2 separate regions of the Homo sapiens genome follow, and region 1 is linked to region 2. A link is a loop called in an ENCODE intact Hi-C map of the cell type or tissue named here. Cell type or tissue: heart right ventricle. All regions are shown on one strand. Each heading gives the region's core, and the rest is flanking DNA. Links, peaks and the distances in the headings are about the cores only. Region 1 holds the start of PLLP (plasmolipin). Region 2 overlaps NLRC5 (NLR family CARD domain containing 5).

Region 1 (10,807 bases), core at 1-8,000, 200 kb after region 2:
TTAAAACCAAAAGAGTTATCTGTAGATCAAACTTGCCTGCCTTGTGACATGAATCCATTGGCAAGAGAAAACAAAACAAAACAAAACAAAGACCTGCCTCCTTTTTTAGACGCTATCTGCATAGATTCTTCATGTTTCCCTTTTTGCCTAGGCTGCTAGGAAGTTCAACAAATAATCAACAGCCTTAAACTTGCTGCAAGTCAATTCTCCCCTCCACACCACCAGCTTTTAAAGATACATCGCTTTAACTCTTCTGTCTTATGTGGTTTAATATCATATTCCATCTGGTGTTCTTTCTGAATCTACAAGGAATAACGATAGTGATAAATCAATGAACACCACCAGACATCTGTGAAGAATACTGAGATTGGTTCTTCAGGACACATTCTGATACCGAATGAAAAGTGTATCTCCTTCTCCAGGAGCTGGGAGCCTTTCTACCCACCTCCCCTTCCTCCCACCATACCAGGAACATTCATCAAATCCTGGGAAACAGAAGGGTTTGATGGAGAATTAGCTTCCATTTTCTCATTTATTTCCTGCTCCATGCAGCCTTCTCTGATCCCTCTGGGAGAAGCACATCCTCTGGGCACCTCTCTCACTGACCAAGAGCTCCTGGAAAGCAGGCTGTGGGCCCAGGGTCCCCACCACTCCCTCCATAATGACAGATCCTGGGAAGGTAGCAGCAAAGCCACACGTGGTCATTAAGACCATAGGCCAGAAAAGTCAGAAAAATCACTCCTGTGGAGGAGGGCTGTGAGATCTTGGGCAAAGAACTGGCCTCTGAGCCTCAGTTTTCTCACCTAAAATGGGGCCGACTAAGAAGATCTAAAGGCCTTGGCAAAGGGCCTGAGCCTAGTGCTGGCCTGATAGATGGGAGCTACCATGGCTTCCCAGCAGATGGTGGTGCCTGTTGGATTAACCCCCACATATCCCATTTCAGACCCAGTGGAACTACCTGTTGCCAGAGAAACAGCTCAGGATGCAGCTTCTCCAACAAGCAGATTTTTTTTTTATTTCTTTTTTTTTTTGAGACGGAGTCTCTTTCTGTCTCCCAGGCTGGAGTGCCGTGGCGCCATCTCGGCTCACTGCAAGCTCCACCTCCCGGGTTCACGCCATTCTCCCGCCTCAGCCTCCCGAGTAGCTGGGACTGCAGGCACCCACCACCATGCCAGGCTAATTTTGTTGTATTTTTAGTAGAGATGGGGTTTCACCCTGTTAGCCGGGATGGTCTCCGTCTCCTGACCTCGTGATCTGCCCACCTCGGCCTCCCAAAGTGCTGGGATTACAGGCGTGAGCCACCACACCTGGCCCCAACAAGCAGATTTCTAAGGCACTAAAATGTGCAGGTCATTTTCAGAACTCTGATGGAAGACCCTCATCCCCTCAAAGGCACTGCAGGTAGGGAGCAAAAGGAGCCCACTTCCCTCACACCCAGTCCCTGAGAGTCAAGAGACCCAAGTGCCAAGCTCTATTACAGGACTCCTGGCAAGTCCTTCTAACTAGACCTCAATGTCTACGTCTGTGTAATGGGACCCAGATGCGCAGGGCTGGATTGCTGAGGCCACAGGGGATGCCCCCACCCATCCCAACCCCAATCAGGAACACAAGCCTGCCCTAGAGGAAGCTACCAAGACCCTTGCGGCCCACAGCAGCAACATCCTCCTCTTACTCCAATGCCTTCCATTCCCCCTATTGCCCCTATTGCTAGTCTCTTTCTTTTTTCTTTTCTTTTTTTTTTTTTGTGTGTGTGTTTGTCTGTTTGAGACAAAGTCTCATTCTGTCACCCAGGCTGGAGTGCAGTGGTGCGATCAAAGTCACTGTAGCCTCAAACTCCCAGGCACAAGGGGTCCTCCTACCTCAGCCTCCCAAGTAGCTGAGACCACAGGCGCATACCACCATGCCTGGCTATTTTTTTTTTCCTTTTTTTTGTAGAGACAGGGTCTCAATATGTTGCCCAGGCTGGTCTTGAACTTCTGGCCACAAGCAATCCTCCTGTCCATCAGGGGCCAGCCTCAGGATCCACCTCACCAGGGATGCTGAGGGATCCCTCACAGGGATCTTGCCAGTCATCATCCTCCACCCAGCAAGATCCCTCTTCTGTTCCAAAACCTCTTAAGGCCACCAACAGAACCTAGACCCTGTAGCTCGCAGAAGTTACACAAGGCCCTTGGCTTCTGTCCACACCAGAAACAAGTGCTTCAACTCCAGCACCACCAACCTGTTGGCTACTCCCTGCAAATTAATTCAACTTTCTCATCACCACATCTTGGCTCACACTGTTCCCTGCCCTTGGAACACCCTTTCCCTGCGTCTGCCTCAGATTTCAGTGAAGTCTCTGCTCAAAAACCACCTCCTCCAACAAGCCTTCCTGGTCGTGAAATTGCTCTCCTTCTCCTCTGCCCTTTCGCACCACTTCTCACACCCACCTGGCTCTCCCCTGGGCAGCCAGGCAGCTGCTCATGGCTGTGCCCCTCACAACCAGCCCAGAGCAGAGCATTCTAGCGGTGGCGGGGTCAGTGGCTCTCCCCATCTGCAGAATTAAATGATTCCAGGAACTAGACCTCTTCCCTCAGAAGACAGAATCTTCTCCCCTTCTCCCCCACCCCCCAAAAGAGAAACAAACAAAAAACTCTGGGAGAACTGTTAAAAATGAATTTCTGGCTGTACTTCCTGAGATTCAAATTCCGATTGCACATTTTTTTCCGGGGGTGGAGTCCAATAATCTAAATTTTAAACAAACCCGCCAGGAGATTCAGAGGTTGGGGAGGGGGCCCACAGAGATCTGAGAAATCCTGAAATGAGATAGCACTGACCCAGGTAGAGGTGGGCCCGCACCTGGAGAGGTCAGGGAAGGGAGACTGGACCTCAGCCCAGGGTCTGGCACCAAAGCAACCACCCTGCCCTCTAGCTTGGGCCTCGCAGCAGCGCTAGCACCCAGCAATAGGAGACAATGGGAAATGTCCACTCGCTGGATTGCTAAGAAATACAGGTCCTGGCCCAACTCCAATTCCACCTGAGTCCTCTGAAAATGTATCAGGCCCTCACCCACCCAGGGCACCCACCCAGCTTCCAGACCCTCACGAAAGGGTGGCAGAGGAAGAAGCTAACATCCGGGCCTGTGGCTGGTGTGGGAGTGGAGGATGTTCCCATGGGTCCGCCTCAGTTGGGGTCTGTACAGGGGTCTGGGAGAGAGTAGGAGTCTTGCCCCTGGCTACCCACAAACCCCTCCCTCCAGCGATATCTCGGTCCCGTGGGGCTGGCTAAACCGGCTGAAACCTGGCGGGTCACCCAGAGAAAGCTAGAAGAGCCCGGCTCCCGCGCGGGCGCCCACAGGGTAGTGCCTGAGTGTGCGTGTTGGGGAGTCGGATGTGCCCTCTAGATTAGATGAGGAATGTTCATGGGTGCGGCCACCCGGAGCCGCTGGGAGCGGGACAGAAGGTGGTCAGAGAGTGGACTTTGCCTCAGACTGGGTTCCCTAGAGGGCTGGGGGCACTGTCCGGGCAGAAAGAGGGGTGAAAAAGAGAGAGGAGGGAAGGGAGGGCTGGGAAGGGTTGGCGGGTTGTGCGCAGTGACTGTGGCTCCGGTGGGGGCTTCTGTGGCCGCTGGTAACCACCTTGGAGGGGGCACGATGGGGCACGGGCAGTGGGCACTCTGTACACGGTGCAGGGTGCTCACGCTCGCAGCGACGGCCACGGGGTAGTGTCGTGGTGAGAGGGATGCAGGGCGATCTTGGGGGCGTCCGTGCGGGAAGCGCCCTAGGGGTACGCGCAGCGCGTCGGTGACAGTGTGAGCCCGGGTGGGGAGCGCAAGGTTCGCGAAAAATGAACGCAGCGCCGGAGTCCCTCACCCATCCTGGCCGGACCGGGAGCCCCCGGCCAACCCCGTGGGCCCGCGCGTGCTCTCACCAGCTGCAGCAGCATGAGCGCCCCGAGGCGGGAGCGCACGAAGCCCAGGTCCGGGCGCAGCGCCGACACCGAGGCTTCGGCGCCCTGCGCAGGACTGCTGGTCCGCGTGCTAACTTTCGACGGGAACTCGGCCATGGCGGCTCCGCTTGCCTCCCGAGGTCGCTACGGCCGCCGTCGCCGCCCCTCCAGCGGTGGGTGCCGGCTCCCGCGCCGCTTTTCCCCCAGGCTCCGGATCCCTGTGTGGCTCCAGGCGCTGCAGGAGGCGTCGGGGCTGGGAGCCTGGGGCGCCAGGTGCGGCCGAGATCCCGGCTCCGCCCCCGCCGCCGGGGCCGCCCCCTTAACCCTTTGCTCGCCGCCGCCGCCCCAGCCGCGACCGGTTCGTGGGCAGCCGCGTCCACTCCCCGGACCAGTAAACAACCCCGGGTCCGTGAATCGGCTCCGCCAGCACCAGCCTAGACCGCTTCGCCGGCCTCCCCCGGGGCAAGCCGCCCGCTGGGAATTTCCCGGCTCTCGCCCAGGCCGTGGTAGCTTCCGCGCCTAGGGATAAACTTGTGGTAGCTCGCGGGGGACACCGCTCTCCCAGGCGCTTTCTACGCGCTGTGCACCCTCGGCCTAGGCCCCGGCGCAGCGACTCTTGAAGAGTCCCGGGAGAAGGCTGGATGCGGTGGCTCCTGCCTCTGATCGCAGCACTTTGGGAGGCTAAGGTGAAAGGATAATTTCAGGCCAAGAGTTCGAGACCAGCCTGGGTAACACAGTGAGACGCCCCCCCTCCCCCCGTCTGTATTTTATAGAAAAGAAAGTAAAGAAGAATCCTGGGAGACCCAGCGCGGGGAAGGGGAGGGTCTGGGTAAGCGGTGGGTAAGCGGTAGAAGGGGGAGGTCCTTTTCTGCCTATTAATGCTGTTTTCACTTCTGAACATATTTTATATAACTTAGATGATCGCGGAGCCTCAGTTTCCTCGTCTGTCATATAGATACGAAGGAAACCTGCCTCACAGAGCGTTGTAGGGAATAAATGAAATATTCCCCAGAAAGCTCCTGACAGCGTGAGGGAGGAGGGGTCACTCAGAAGATGGGAGGTCATATACAGTTTCATTGCCACACATGCACCCTAAAATACTTACACACACACACACACCTCTTGAGCCTAGAGGTTTGCACAGATAGGTCATCATGCATTCATCAACCAATGTTTGCTGAACACCTACTACATGCCAGGCCCTGTGGATACAGCAGGAAACGAAGTAGACAAGGCCTTCTTGGCTCCCACATTTTTTTTTTCCCAAATACCCACTTAAAAAGAGAGCCACTTAAAAAATTGTTTTTAACTGACATGTAATATTAGGTTGGTGCAAAAGTTATACGGTTTTTGCATATAAAAGTATAGCAAAAACCGCAATTACTTTTTCGGCAACCTATAATTGTACCTAAATATGGGGTACCATGTGATGTTTTGGTACCTGTGTACGTTGTGTAAAAAAATCAAATCAAGGTACTTAGCATATCCATCACCTCATACATTTATGGCTTCTTTGGGGTGAGAACATTCAAAATCCCCACTTCTAGCTACCATATTTTGAAATATACAATATTAGGGCCAGGCGCTGTGGCTCACGCCTATAATCCCAGCACTTTGGGAGGCCAAGGCAGGCAGATCACCAGAGGTCATGAGTTTGAGACCAGCCTGGTCAACATGGCAAAACCCTGTCTCTACAAAAATACAAAAAAATTAGCCAGGCATGATGGTGGGTGCCTGTAGTCCCAGCTACACAGGAGGCTGAGACAGGAGAATCACTCGAACCCAGGGAGGCAGAGGTTGCAGTGAGCTGAAATCATGCCACTGCACTCCAGCCTGGGTGACAGAGCCAGACTCCATCTAAAAACAAAAACAAAAAAAGAAAAGAAATGTACAATATTGGTATTTTTTTCTTTTTACTTTTATTTATTTTGAGGCGAGGTCCCACTCTGTCACCCAGGCTGGAGGGCAGTGGCATGATCATAGCCTACTGCAGCCTCCAACCCCTAGGCTCAAGTGATCTTCTCACCTCAGCCTCCCTAGTAGCTAGGACTACAGGTGCACGCCACCATGCCCAACTAATTTTTTTTTTTTTTTGAGATGGAGTCTTGCTGGAATTACAGGCTCGAGCCACCATGCCCAGCTAATTTTTTGTATCTGTAATAGAGACTGGGTTTCACCATGTTGGCCAGGCTGGTCTTGTGATCCGCCCACCTTGGCCTCCCAAAGGGCTGGGATTACAGGCATCAGCCACTGGGCCCAGCCCTGACTAATTTTTTTAAATTTTTTTGTAGAGATGGGGTCTCTCCATGTTGCCCAGACTGGTTTCGCACTCCTGGCCTCAAGCGATCCACCCGCCTTGGCCTTTCAAAGTGCTGGAATTACAGGTGTGAGCCACCATGCCCAGCCCTAACTGTAACTTTGTACCTGTTAACCAACCTCTTTGTATCCTCCCACTACACCCCAGCCTCCTGTAACCACTATTCTACTCTACTATGAGATCAATTTATTTATTTATTTATTTGAGATGGCGTTTTGCTCTTGTTGCCCAGTCTGGAGTGCAATGGCGCGACCTCGGCTCACTGCAACCTCCGCCTCCCAGGTTCAAGCAATTCTCTTGCCTGAGTAGCTCGGATTACAGGCGCCCGCCAGCACGCTAAGCTAATTTTTTGTAATTTTAGTAGAGACAAGGTTTCACCATGTTGGCCAGGCTGGTATCAAACTCCTGAAATCAGGTGATCCACCTGTCTTGGCCTCCCAAAGTGCTGGGATTACAGGCGTGAGCCACTGCACCTGGCCGAGATCAACTTCTTTATTTCATTCCACATATGAGAGAGACCACGTGGTGTTTGTCTTTCTATGCCTGGCTTATTTCACTCACATGATGTCCTCCAGGTTCATCTGTGTTGCCACAAATGATAGGATTTCAGTCGTTGGATCCCACTGTCTGGTGGGGATGAGAAGTAATAAACCCGGGAGGAATAATACTTTCAGATAGTGACAAACGCTGTGACTAAAGTAAAATGGGGGAATGTGACACAGAGTCACCCACAGGTGATTTCTGGGTTAAGGTGGTCAAGGAAGACCTGTGGGAAGAGGTGACATTTATGCAGAGACCCAAATCATGAGTAGGGGCTAGCCTTGGGAATTCTGGGGGAAGAATTTAATAAGTGCAGGAGCCCTGAGGCTGGACCAGTTTTGAGAACAGAAAAAGGTCCTTGGTAGGGCTAGAGCCAAGTGAGTAAGGGTGAGATTGGCAACACGGGCCAGGGCCGGATCACACAGGCTATTTAGAGGACTGTATTAGTGCCCTGTGGCTGCTCTAACTTGGTGACTTAAAACAACAGAAATTTGGCCAGGCACGGTGGCTCACGGCTGTAATCCCAGCACTTTGGCAGGTGGATCACCTGAGGTCAGGAGTTCCAGATCAGCCTGGCCAACATGGCGAAACCCTGTTTCTACTAAAAATACAAAAAAATAGCTGGGCGTGGTAGTACACGCCTGTAATCCCAGCTACTCAGGAGGCTGAGGCAGGAGAATCACTTGAACCCGGGAGGCGGAGGTTGCAGTTAGCTGAGATTGAGCCATTGCACTCTAGCTTGGGCAACAAGAGTGAAACACGGTCTCAAAAAAAAAAAAAGAAAAGAAAACCCAGAAATTTACTCTCCTGTAGTCCTGGAGGCCAGAAGTCTGAAATCAGTTTCACTGAGCCAAAATCTTCCAAAATTTGGGAAGAGCCAAAATCAGGTGTCCTGAGGGTCATGCTCCCTTTGCAGAGTCTAGAGGAGAATCCCATCCTTGTTCTTCCAACCCTGGTGGGGCCTGCTGGCATTCCTCAACTTATGACTGCATCAACCCTGTCTCTGCCTCCTACGTCACATGGCCTCCTCCTTTTCTGTATGTATAACATCTCTCTCTGCCTCTCTTATAAGGACACTTGTGATTGTGTTAGGGCCACCCAGATACTCCAGAATAGTTTTCCTCAAATAAAGAATCTTAATTTGAGGCTGGGCGCAGTGGCTCATGCCTGTAAACCTAGCACTTTGGGAGGCCAAGGCAGGAGGATGGGTTTGGCTCAGGAGTTTGAGACCAGCCTGGGCAACACAGCAAATACCCCTGTCTCTAAAAAAAAAAAAAAAATTGGCCGGGCGTGGCGGTGCACACCTGTGGTTCCAGCTACTTAGGAGGCTGAGGTGGGAGGATTGCTTAAGCCCCAGGAGGTTGAGGTTACAGTGAACCATGTTTTTGCCTCTGCACTCCAGCCTGGGTGACAGAGCAAGACCCTGTTTCAAAAGGAAAAAAAAAGAAAAAGAATCTTAATTTAGTCACTTAATCTGTAAAGACCTTTTTACTTTATAAGGTAAAATGGACAGGTTCCAAGAATTAGGATCTGTTCTGTTTGTTTGTTTGAGACAGGGTCTCACTCTGTTGCCCAGGCTGGAGTGCAGTGGTGCCATCCTGGCTCACTACAACCTCCGCCTCCAGGTTTCAAGCAATCCTCCTGCCTCAGCCTCCTGAGTAGCTGGGACCACAGGTCCTTGAGCCACCATGACTCACCAATTTTTTGTAAAGACTGGGTTTCACCATGATGCCCAGGCTGGTCTCGAACTTGAGCTCAAGCAATCCTCCTGCCTTGACCTCCCAAAGTGCATGAGCCACTGATACATCTTTTAGTGGCAATTATACAGCCTACCACAATGATGGAGAAGGGCTAACATTTTATTTTAAGGCTTGGAGTGTTTTTTTTTTTTGAGACGGAGTCTCGCTTTGTCGCCCAGGCTGGAGTGCAGTGGCGTGATCTCAGCTCACTGCAAGCTCTGCCTCCCGGGTTCACGCCATTCTCCTGCCTCAGCCTCAAAGAGTAGCTGGGACTACCGGCACCCGCCACCACGCCTGGGTAATTTTTTGTATTTTTAGTAGAGATAGAGTTTCACCGTGTTAGCCAGGATGGTCTCGATCTCCTGACCGCGTGATCTGCCTGCTTTGGCCTCCCAAAGTGCTGGGATTACAGACGTGAGCCACTGCGCCCGGCCAAGGCCTGGAGTGTTTTAAGCAGGCGAGAGACAAGCTCTGATGAACACTTTAAAAATATCACTGGTTGATGCTGACTTAACCCTTTACTCAACGGGATGTTCAACCCCCTCCCCTCAATGCACCTGAGCCCCTTCCCCTGTCCCAGCACCCCACTTGCAGTAGGTGCTCTGGAAATGAGGAGTCTTCTTGGTAGCTGCAAAATTGTTACTCAGAGACCAGCCTCTCTGCAGACAAGTCCAAGTGCAGAACAAAGCTCGGGTGAGCCCTTAATTTTATTGTGACACAGAAAACAAAAAGATGATTGTTTCTGAGGCAGATTCTAAAACAGTAGGGTGTTTTTGTTTTGGTTTTGGTTTGGATTTTGTGGGTTTTTTTTTTTTTGTTAATCCCACTTTCATTCTTTTCAAATGGCAGCAAGCAAGACTGAAAAGACTGAATCACTCCACTGTTTTTCACTTTGACATTTTCTCCCAAACCAACTTCACTCGCCCCCCAGTCAGAAAAAGTGGGAAGGAACCTGTCCCCAGACTGGAACCAGCTGCCCACCCACAGTCTCCGCTGGCGCCACGGGGTCCTGGATTCTTAGGATGGGGTGGGGGGACAGACAGCCTGTCTACTGCCAGGACCGGCCTCCCCTTCCCGGGCTCTGAGCAGCCTATCTCCACACGGGATACCTGCAGTACATGTCTTGCCTCAGTTTTCTCCAGTTCTACAAAAGTTCCCTGCTCTGACCTTATCCCCACTGCGTACTGGGCCTGCCCAGCTGTGGCCCCAGCTACTCAGCTACTCAGCAGTGGGGGTTCAGGCACGAAGCAGATGTTTAGTGTGTGCCTCGGGAGTGCCAGGCCCTGGGGATGGAGCTGTGAGCTGTGATGAGGGCCCCCACCTTCAAGGAGTCTAGTGGGGGAGACAGACAGTCTAGATGTACAAACCCACCAAGAAATAGCAACTCACCAGTAGTGATGATGTCACCACAGAAAAAGGGCAGGGAGCCAGGGGAGAGAGTAATTCTGAGGATTGGGAGTTGTCATTTAGATAACTGGGTCAAGGAAGGTCTAAACATTTTAGCAGAGACCTGGAGGATGAACAAGAATCAGACAGGAGAAGAACATTGCAGGCAGGGAAAACTGCCTTCTGTGCAAAGGCCCTGAGTCAGGGAAGACTTTGAGATCTCTGAGGAAGCACCGAGGGATAAGAGTTGGGAAGATAGGGAGAGATGAGGTTCAACAGGCAGCCAAGAGTCAGATCACTTGGGTCTTAAACCACTGAAGGATTTACACTATTAGATTTACAATTGTTGTTGTAGCTGGGTGTGGTGGCTCACACCTGTAATCCCAGCACTTTGGGAGGCCAAGGCAGGCGGATCACCTGATTTCAGGAGTTTGAGACCAGCCTGGCCAACATGGTGAAACCCTGTCTCTACTAATACAAAACAATTAGCCGGGTGTGGTGGTGCATGCCTGTAATCCCAGCTACTTGGGAGGCTGAGGCAGGAGAATCACTTGAACCCAGGAGGCAGAGGTTGCAGTGAGCTGAGACTGCACCATTGCACTCCAGCCTGGGCAACAAGAACAAAACTCTGTCTCAAAAAAAAAAAAAAAAGACAATTGTTGTTGACACAGGGTCTCACTCTGATGCCCAGGCTGGAGTGCAATCGCATGATCATGTCCCTCTGCAGTCTTGAACTCCTGGGCCCGAGTGATCCTCCCAGTTTTACTTCCCCAGTAGCTAGAACTATAGGCGTGTACCACCATGCCCAGCTAATTATTTTATTTTATTTTTATTTTTAACTTATTTTTACCATTTGTTGTTGAGACGGACTCTTACTCTGTTGCCCAGGCTGGAGTGCA
Region 2 (8,000 bases), core at 1-8,000:
GAGGGGCCGGGGGAGGAATGGGACGGGCTAAAGGGGGACCTACATCCCGGGAACACCAAGAGGCCACTGGGTCAGTCCCCTGCCTCCCAGAAAGCCCTTCCTTGAGTTGCACACTCTGGCCTGTTCCAAGCCCCTGCCAGGCTTAGTTCCCCCTGGGTTCTAGCCTTCAGCCTTCCTGCTGCACCTGCCACCAGTCCCCTGTTGTCTTTTGGGTTCCCTGAGAAGGTAGTGTGGGAGACTGTGTCCCCTGACCTTGGCCTGAGGAAGGGACCTAGGAAACTCTCACACCCATTCTCATGGCCGTGTTTCTCTTTCCCCTCCCCTCACTGTCCACTGAGAAGCCTGGAGAAGAATCAGATCACAGCTTTGGGGGCCTGGCTCCTGGCTGAAGGACTGGCCCAGGGGTCTAGCATCCAAGTCATCCGGTAACAGAGGCCTGCAGGGGCAGGGATGGTGGGTGGGAGGCTACACCAACCCCCAGATCTAATGGGACTCCCTGGAGGAGGCGGCAGGGCCTGGGCTGGGGATTATCAAAGGAGACTTGGACCACTCCACCAAGAATTTGGCAGCAAGCAGACTTGGATCAAACCCCAGCTCTGCCACTTGCCAACTGTGTAACTTTGTAGCCATAACTCAACCTCTCTGAACCCCAATTTTCTCATCTGTGAAATGGGGATACTGATAGTATCTACCTCAGAGAGTTGTGAAGACTAAATGAGCATATAAAGCACTGAACCCAATGCCTGGCACATAGTAAGCACTTAAAATGGCAGCTATAATCAGAGCCATCACATACAGTTGTATAGGTTGTGCACTGCACAAGGGCATTAAACCTAAGGGGCACCATTCACATTGTCAACCTGCTAGATTTCTAGCAGATGAGAGTAAAGTACCTTGTTCTACCAAAATCATATATTATGACAATTTCAGACAGATGGAAGTAAAACATCTTGAAGAAAGAGGGTCTTTTCCTTATTTGCACAAATGTGTCATATGAGTGTGGCCTTAGCTGGCATCACTATCTCCCAGGGAGGAAGGTTGAGTTGGAGGACTCAGGAGGCAGGTGTGGGGTACACCCTCTCCCTAGGTCAGCTATGCTGGTCTAACACCTGCCTCTGCCAGGTAACTCTAGGCACAGCTCTACCTTTTTGGGCCTCAGCCTCCCAATCTGCAGATACGACAGATGGCAAAGATGGGAGGATGAATGAGTGCCTATATCTGTGCCCCACAGCCTCTGGAATAACCCCATTCCCTGCGACATGGCCCAGCACCTGAAGAGCCAGGAGCCCAGGCTGGACTTTGCCTTCTTTGACAACCAGCCCCAGGCCCCTTGGGGTACTTGATGGCCCCCTCAAGACCTTTGGAATCCAGCCAAGTGATGCACCCAAATGATCCACCTTTCGCCCACTGGGATAATTGACTCAGGAAAGAAGAGCCTCGGCAGGGCGCTCTGCACTCCACCCAGGAGGAAGGATACGTGTGTCCTGCTGCAGTCCTCAGGGAGAACTTTTTTGGGAACCAGGAGCTGGGTCTGGACAAAGGAGTACCCTGCATTACGTGGGATATGTGTGATCAATTGGGGACATGCGACACACAATGAGGGTGTCATGACAATGCATGACACGTACGGTTATATGTGGCAGTGTGACCCCTTGACATGTGGCGTTACATGAAAGTCAGTGTGGCACGTGTTCTGTGGCATGGGTGCTGGCATCCCAAGTAGCAGGATACATGATTGTTGGTCTATATATGACACATGACAAATGTCCATGTCACAGGACTCATGGCTGGCCAGATGACCTCAGGCTGGCCCAAGATCTAATTTATTAATTTTTAAAGCAAATACATATTTATAGATTGTGTGTATGGAGCAGCTAAGTCAGGAAAAGTCTTCCGCCCGAGCTGGGAGGGGAGAGTGTCCATGCACTGACCAGTCCAGGGGCTCAAGGGCCAGGGCTCTGGAACAAGCCAGGGACTCAGCCATTAAGTCCCCTCCTGCCTCAATCCTCAGCCTACCCATCTATAAACTTGATGACTCCTCCCTTACTTACATACTAGCTTCCAAGGACAGGTGGAGGTAGGGCCAGCCTGGCGGGAGTGGAGAAGCCCAGTCTGTCCTATGTAAGGGACAAAGCCAGGTCTAATGGTACTGGGTAGGGGGCACTGCCAAGACAATAAGCTAGGCTACTGGGTCCAGCTACTACTTTGGTGGGATTCAGGTGAGTCTCCATGCACTTCACATGTTACCCAGTGTTCTTGTTACTTCCAAGGAGAACCAAGAATGGCTCTGTCACACTCGAAGCCAGGCTTGATCAATAAACACAATGGTATTCCACGTCTAGCGTGAATCCAATGTTTCCTCTTACCCCACTGAAGTCAGAGGTGGTTCACCCCCTGCCGTAAGGACTGGACAGCAGCGCAAACAACAGAGAGGTGTGCTGAGTGGAGCACTGGCCTGGGAGTCAGGAGACATGGGTTCCCAGCTCAGGACTTGTCTCTAGTCACGTGGCCATGGGCAAGTTACCTCCTCTCTCCAGACCTCGCCTGCAACGTGAGGGTGTTATAGAAGCTCAGCATGTTAGAAACATTTTTTGTTTGACTTGCATAACATTGAAACTACTTTCTGAATTCATTGTCAGTATTCAAAATTGGGAATTTTACATAAAAATTCAGATTCTGCTTGCTTTTAAGTGCTAATCCAGCACTCCCACTGAAGAGTCACATGACTGTGCCTTTTAGATGTGCACACATGCCTCAGCTTGCTGCAGTCCCCACCACTCCCCATTGTCTTGACACCCCACCTGACCCCACTTTTTGCTGCTCTTTGACCCTGGCCTAGAGAGTTTGCATGGGTATGTTGTACCAGAGGAACATGGCTTTGGAAGTCAGACAGGCATGGAATAGAATGTGACTTAACCCTTTGCTACCTGTCTTTGAGGTATGTGGGTTAGCAGCCACCCCCACAACACACAGACACACATTAAGACTGTTGGAGAGGTCAGGAAAGCAAGACGAGCAAAGTTACCGGCAAAAAAAACAAAAAACAAAAACGAGTTATCCTAGCTCTCCTCTCTTTTTATAGCCGAATATCATATGACGTGAAGAGATGCCCAAAATGACAGATCAGCATCCTGTCTCCCTCGTGTAGTTAAAACAAGTTGATCTTAGGGGGAGCCTCCCACCCCATTGTGAAAAACCAAGTCGGGAGGGTGGTGCAGTTACAGCTGAGCACCACTGGAGGGCAGGCTAGCCCACTGGCGATTCATGAGATAACTTCCTCCACTGTGGGACCCAGAAGGAAGTTAGGAGGCGATGCTGGGGCCTGTTCCCACCCGGCCTAGTAGCTTGGGATGTCCCAGCCTACCAGTGACATCACCTGGGTGGCTTGGCCTTGACCTTTGCAGCCCTCCAGGTTGTTCCTGGCCCCCTGCCAAGCATGAGGAGAAAGTCCTCCAGCCAAGTGCCAAGCACCCATACTTCACACAGGGCCACCCTTACCGGGCCAGGGTCAGGGCACACCTAGCACCAAATGGGCCCGTCAGCCTGCTCATGGGGGAAAAAGTAGGCAGGAAGAGGATCCAAGAAGTTTACCAGGCAACCCTGGGTCCGAAATTCTGTCTCCCTTTCCTGGGACATGATGCCGAGTTGACCTTGGCCTTCAGTGTGCCCAAGATCACCTTCACACTAGAGGGGTTGCATTGCCTCCTCTCCTTGCCCAAGAATGAAGGATGAATCCCTCAAAGCCTGGAAATAGCTTGGCAGGGGAGCCAAGGCCGAGGAAGGAGCAGAGGATACCAGCAGAGGCACCTGGCCATGGGGGACAGGGGACCCCGGAGCTCAAGGACACTATTTTCATTTGCTGCTTAGCCATTTTACTTCTCTCTTCGCCTTTTCCCCCCTTCATATCTGCCCAAATTCTACACTCCAAGAAACTTTCAGCAGCTTCCCTGAAATAAACCATAGTATTGCGGCACTGCAGAGCTGGCTGGGCCTACATCAAGTTGGTGTGAAATTGCCTTGTTCATTTTATTAAGAAACTTCCTCTCTTGCCACCTGCCTGCTTGGAGGCCTTAACCGTTTTTTGATTTTTCTTTTTCTTTTTCTTTTTTTTGAGACGGAGTCTTGCTCTGTCACCCAGGCTGGAGTGCAGTGCTGCAATTTGGGCTCACTGCAACCTCTGCCTCCCGGGTTCAAGCAATTCTCCTGCGTCAGCCTCCTGAGTAGCTGGGATTACAGATGTTCGCCACCACACCTGGCTAATTTTTGTATTTTTAGTAGAGACGGAGTTTCACTATGTTGGCCAGGCTGGTCTCAAACTCCTGACCTCAAGTGATCCACGTGCCTTGGCCTCCCAAAGTGCTGGGATTACAGGCATAAGCCACCATGCCCGGCCTGTTTTTCTATCCAGCACGGATGGAGTACAGCCTCCCTGCCCCCTTCCTCCCCAAAGTAGGCTCAGTTTAAATATATACATGAAAACAAATAAAATTCAAAGAAAAGCAAGGTTATGGGGTGGCAAGCAGTAAGATCCAATGGAAGCTCCCCGTCTCTGCATGTGAGCCATCGCACTGAGAATGCGATCAGGCTGGTAAGTACCCGCGTCTATCTGCAAGATGGGGAGAATCTCCTTTTACTACTTTGTCTCTTGGCCTCAGTCTTATAATTGTACAAATTGAACGTTCATCTTTCTTTTTTAGTTTTATTTATTATTATTATTTTATTTTTCCATAAGTTATTGGGATATAGGTGGTGTTTGGTTACATGAGTAAGTTCTTTAGTGGTGATTCATGAGATTTTGGTGCACCCAGCGCCCGAGCAGTATACACTGCACCATATTTGTAATCTTTTATCCCTCGCCCCTCTCCCACTCTTCCCCCGCAAGTCCCCAAAGTCCATTGTGTCTGAATGTCCATCTTTCTGATGGAAGTCACAGACTCCCCCTTCGCCTCCTTCACATGCCTCAGGTGCTGTCAAATTGCCTCCTCTATCCTTCCCCTAAACACACATCTGTCCAGCCAGTGGTTCCCAAGCTGTAAAACTGCAGTTACATAAATTGTAAGGGTGTCAGGATCCTGTCACCATGCAGATTCTGGTTCAGCAAGTCTGGGGCAGGATACCCAGACTTCTCCAGCCCTTCCAGACAGCCCCAGACACCTGGGATTCTGCATTTCTAAGAAGCCCCCAAGTGATGGCCATGTTGCTGGGCCATACTTAGCTTAGCAAGACTGTAGATGAGTGGATCGCAACCCTGACTGCACATTAGAGTCACCTGGGAAGCTTTTAAAAATCACTATTTTTAAAAGGAGTATTTGGGCTGAGTGCAGTGGCTCACGCTTATAATCCCAGCACTTTGGGAGGCTGAGGCAGGAGGATCACCTGAGCTCAGGAGTTTGAGACCAGCCTGGGCAAAATGGCGAAACCTCGTCTCTACAAAAAAACACAAAAATTAGCCGGGCGTGGTAGCATGCACCTGTAGTCCCAGCTACTCGGGGCGGGGGGTAGGGGTGGGGTGGGGTGCTGAAGTAGGAGGATCCCTTGAGTCTAGAAGGTGGAGGCTGCGGTGAGCCAAGATCATGCCACTGCACTCCAGCCTGGAGGACAGAGCAAGACCCTGTCTTGGGGGAAAAAAAGAGTATTTAGAAAGCTCCCTGAGTGATTCTAGTGTGCAGCCGCAGTGGAGACCCACTGGTCTGGAGTATGCCGTCTCTTGGAGAGGCTGGGCAAGCCTTTGCACCTGCACCTGCACCCCTTATTTTGTCCTGAGGATCCCATGACCCTCCCTCCCCAGAGAGGGACACTAACTCCAGAGACTTTTCCTAACTTTTCCAAAGGTACAAAGCTGGTAACTGGTGGCACCAGGAATCAAACCCAGGTCACTCCTGTGACACCCACAGTTTTCTCATCTGTATAGTAAGGGGATGAGCAAAAGGAGGTTAGGCACGAGGACCTATGTTCTTCAGCTGCAAAGATGATCTTATGGCTCATTTCTGCACTCCCTTGGGGAGAGTTCTGGATCCTCAGCCACCTGCCCTGCCTGGTTATTTCTGTAGAGCATCGCCAGCTGTGATGTACTCTAGGCCCAACAATCACAGCAACAATCTCCTCTATTTTACAGATGAGGAAACCAAGACACAGAGAGAGAACATGACTTGCCTAAGGTCACACAGTGAGTATTTAGTGGGGCTCAGACTCCAACTCTGGAACAAAAGGAAAGGGTGACTTTGGAGTGGTCCTGGACTGGAGATTTAACTGGTCTGCGGGTCTGTGTGTTCCCTGGAGAGAGAGAGACCCTCAGGAAGGCAGGAGGGCTGTGCACCCTTCTTGGGCTCTGCTTCTGCCCCCAACCCTACCCTTCATGGCCAAAGCTAGGCCTGAGGACCTGTGATGCACTCTAGGCACATCCAGAGCTTCCAGGAAAGACCATTCAGTGGCTGGTTTGGTAAAGATCATCTCTCGGCCAGGCGTGGTGGCTCACGCCTGCAATCCCAGCACTTTGGGAGGCTGAGGCGGGCGGATCACGAGGTCAGGAGATCGAGACTATCTCGGCTAACACAGTGAAACCCCGTCTCTACTAAAAATACAAAAAATTAACTGGGTGTGGTGGCGGGCGCCTGTAGTCCCAGCTACTCGGGAGGCTGAGGCAGGAGAATGGCACGAACCCAGGAGGTGGAGCTTGCAGTGAGCTGAGATTGCACCACGGCACTCTGGCCTGGGCAAAAAGAGCGAGACTCCATCTCAAAAAAAAAAAAAAAAAAAAAAAAAGATCATCTCATCCCGGGGCAAGGCTCAGGAAGTTCCAGGGACTGCTGGTCTTTGTCCTGCCTCCCAATTACCCCAGTGAAGAACCCTCCCCTTGGCCCTTGGAAGCCACACCTGGAGGCTCATCCCACACACACCCCAACCTAGCTGTCCAGAAAGAGACCTTTGCCCTGGGAAGGAGAGAACAGTAGAGGAGCTTTCCCCAGGGAAGAAAGGCCAACTGGGGACCCCTTGGTTAGGAGCCTGGGGCCAGAGGCATCAGTGGTCCTCATGGGACCCTTAGTCCTCCACCTCCCACTCCCCAACACACACCCACACATACTTCAGCACAGGGTCAGAGCTGAGGGAGGTGTCTGAGGTTGTCTGGAAGGGCTGGAGAAGTCTGGGTATCCTGATCCTAGAAAGGGACCGTCCCTGCATCAGAGTGACCACAACCCTGGAACTTAAAAAATAGCAATTATATGGCCGGGTGTGGTGGCTCATGCCTGTAATCCTAGCACTTTGGGAGGCCGAGGCAGGTGGATCATGAGGTCAGGAGATCGAGACCATCCTGGCCAACACGGTGAAACCCTGTCTCTACTAAAAATACAAAAAATTAGCCGGGTGTGGTGGCGGGCACCTGTAGTCCCAGCTACTCGGGAGGCTGAGGCAGGAGAATGGCGTGAACCCGGGAGGCAGAACTTGCAGTGAGCCGAGATCGTGCCACTGCACTACAGCCTGAGCGACAGAGCGAGACTCCGTCTCAACAACAACAAAAAAATAGCAATTATACACTAGCCCTGCTGTCTACACTTGCCTGGCACGTTACGGTCTCACTGAATTCTGTCTCATTGGATTCTCACAACCATCCCATAAAGCAAATACTAAGTCTATCCTATTTTACAGAGAAGGAGAGCAAGGGCCAGAGGATTGAGTGATTTCACCTAGGCAGCCGCTGAGCGGCTGGGATTCAAACTCATGGCCATGACTCCATGCCTGAGGTTTGACAATGGAGTCAGCCACACCTGCCTCTAACCAGGAGATCCTTGAGGGGATCCCTCAAGGATCCTGATATGTTTCCATATCAACCCCCTGTGGCACATGGTATTTTCTAAAGACAGCCATCACAGTATCTTCCGTCCCACATGCTCTTCCTATTATGTGACGGTGACACCCCTCTGTGACTACAACAGAAGTGACATTATGTGACTCCCAAGGCAAGGGCCTGAAACAGATGATAACGCTTCCACTTGCCTCTCTTG

Evidence for each region. A loop is a pair of places that touch in the nucleus more often than their neighbours do. Peaks named below come from ENCODE experiments on the same cell type or tissue, not always from the same donor. Only the 100,000 strongest peaks of a DNase experiment are listed, where the experiment ranks them.
Region 1: a loop joins it to region 2, with 2.6 times the contacts of the local background. A loop is called at or near these places in 32 of 110 quality-filtered maps.

The regions. Positions count from the first base shown.
Region 1 is chr16:57,280,498-57,291,304 of GRCh38, forward strand. It overlaps PLLP (plasmolipin), which reads right to left and starts at 4,175. Exons shown (of 4, transcript NM_015993.3): 1 at 3,909-4,175. The coding sequence starts at 4,043. RefSeq lists an enhancer at 3,253-3,914 and silencers at 3,959-4,368, 6,618-6,830. In heart right ventricle, for the core only: no CTCF peak of the experiment used is centred there; no DNase peak of the experiment used is centred there; H3K4me3 peaks cover 2,032 bases; H3K27me3 peaks cover 1,297 bases.
Region 2 is chr16:57,081,186-57,089,185 of GRCh38, forward strand. NLRC5 (NLR family CARD domain containing 5) reads left to right here. Exons shown (of 49, transcript NM_001384950.1): 48 at 342-425; 49 at 1,232-2,335. The coding sequence ends at 1,343. Among named protein-coding and RNA genes, the nearest start is that of CPNE2, 7.4 kb to the right of the region's middle. RefSeq lists an enhancer at 3,348-3,477. In heart right ventricle, for the core only: CTCF peaks have their summits at 3,234 (motif pointing right) and 3,440; a DNase peak (open chromatin) is centred at 3,256.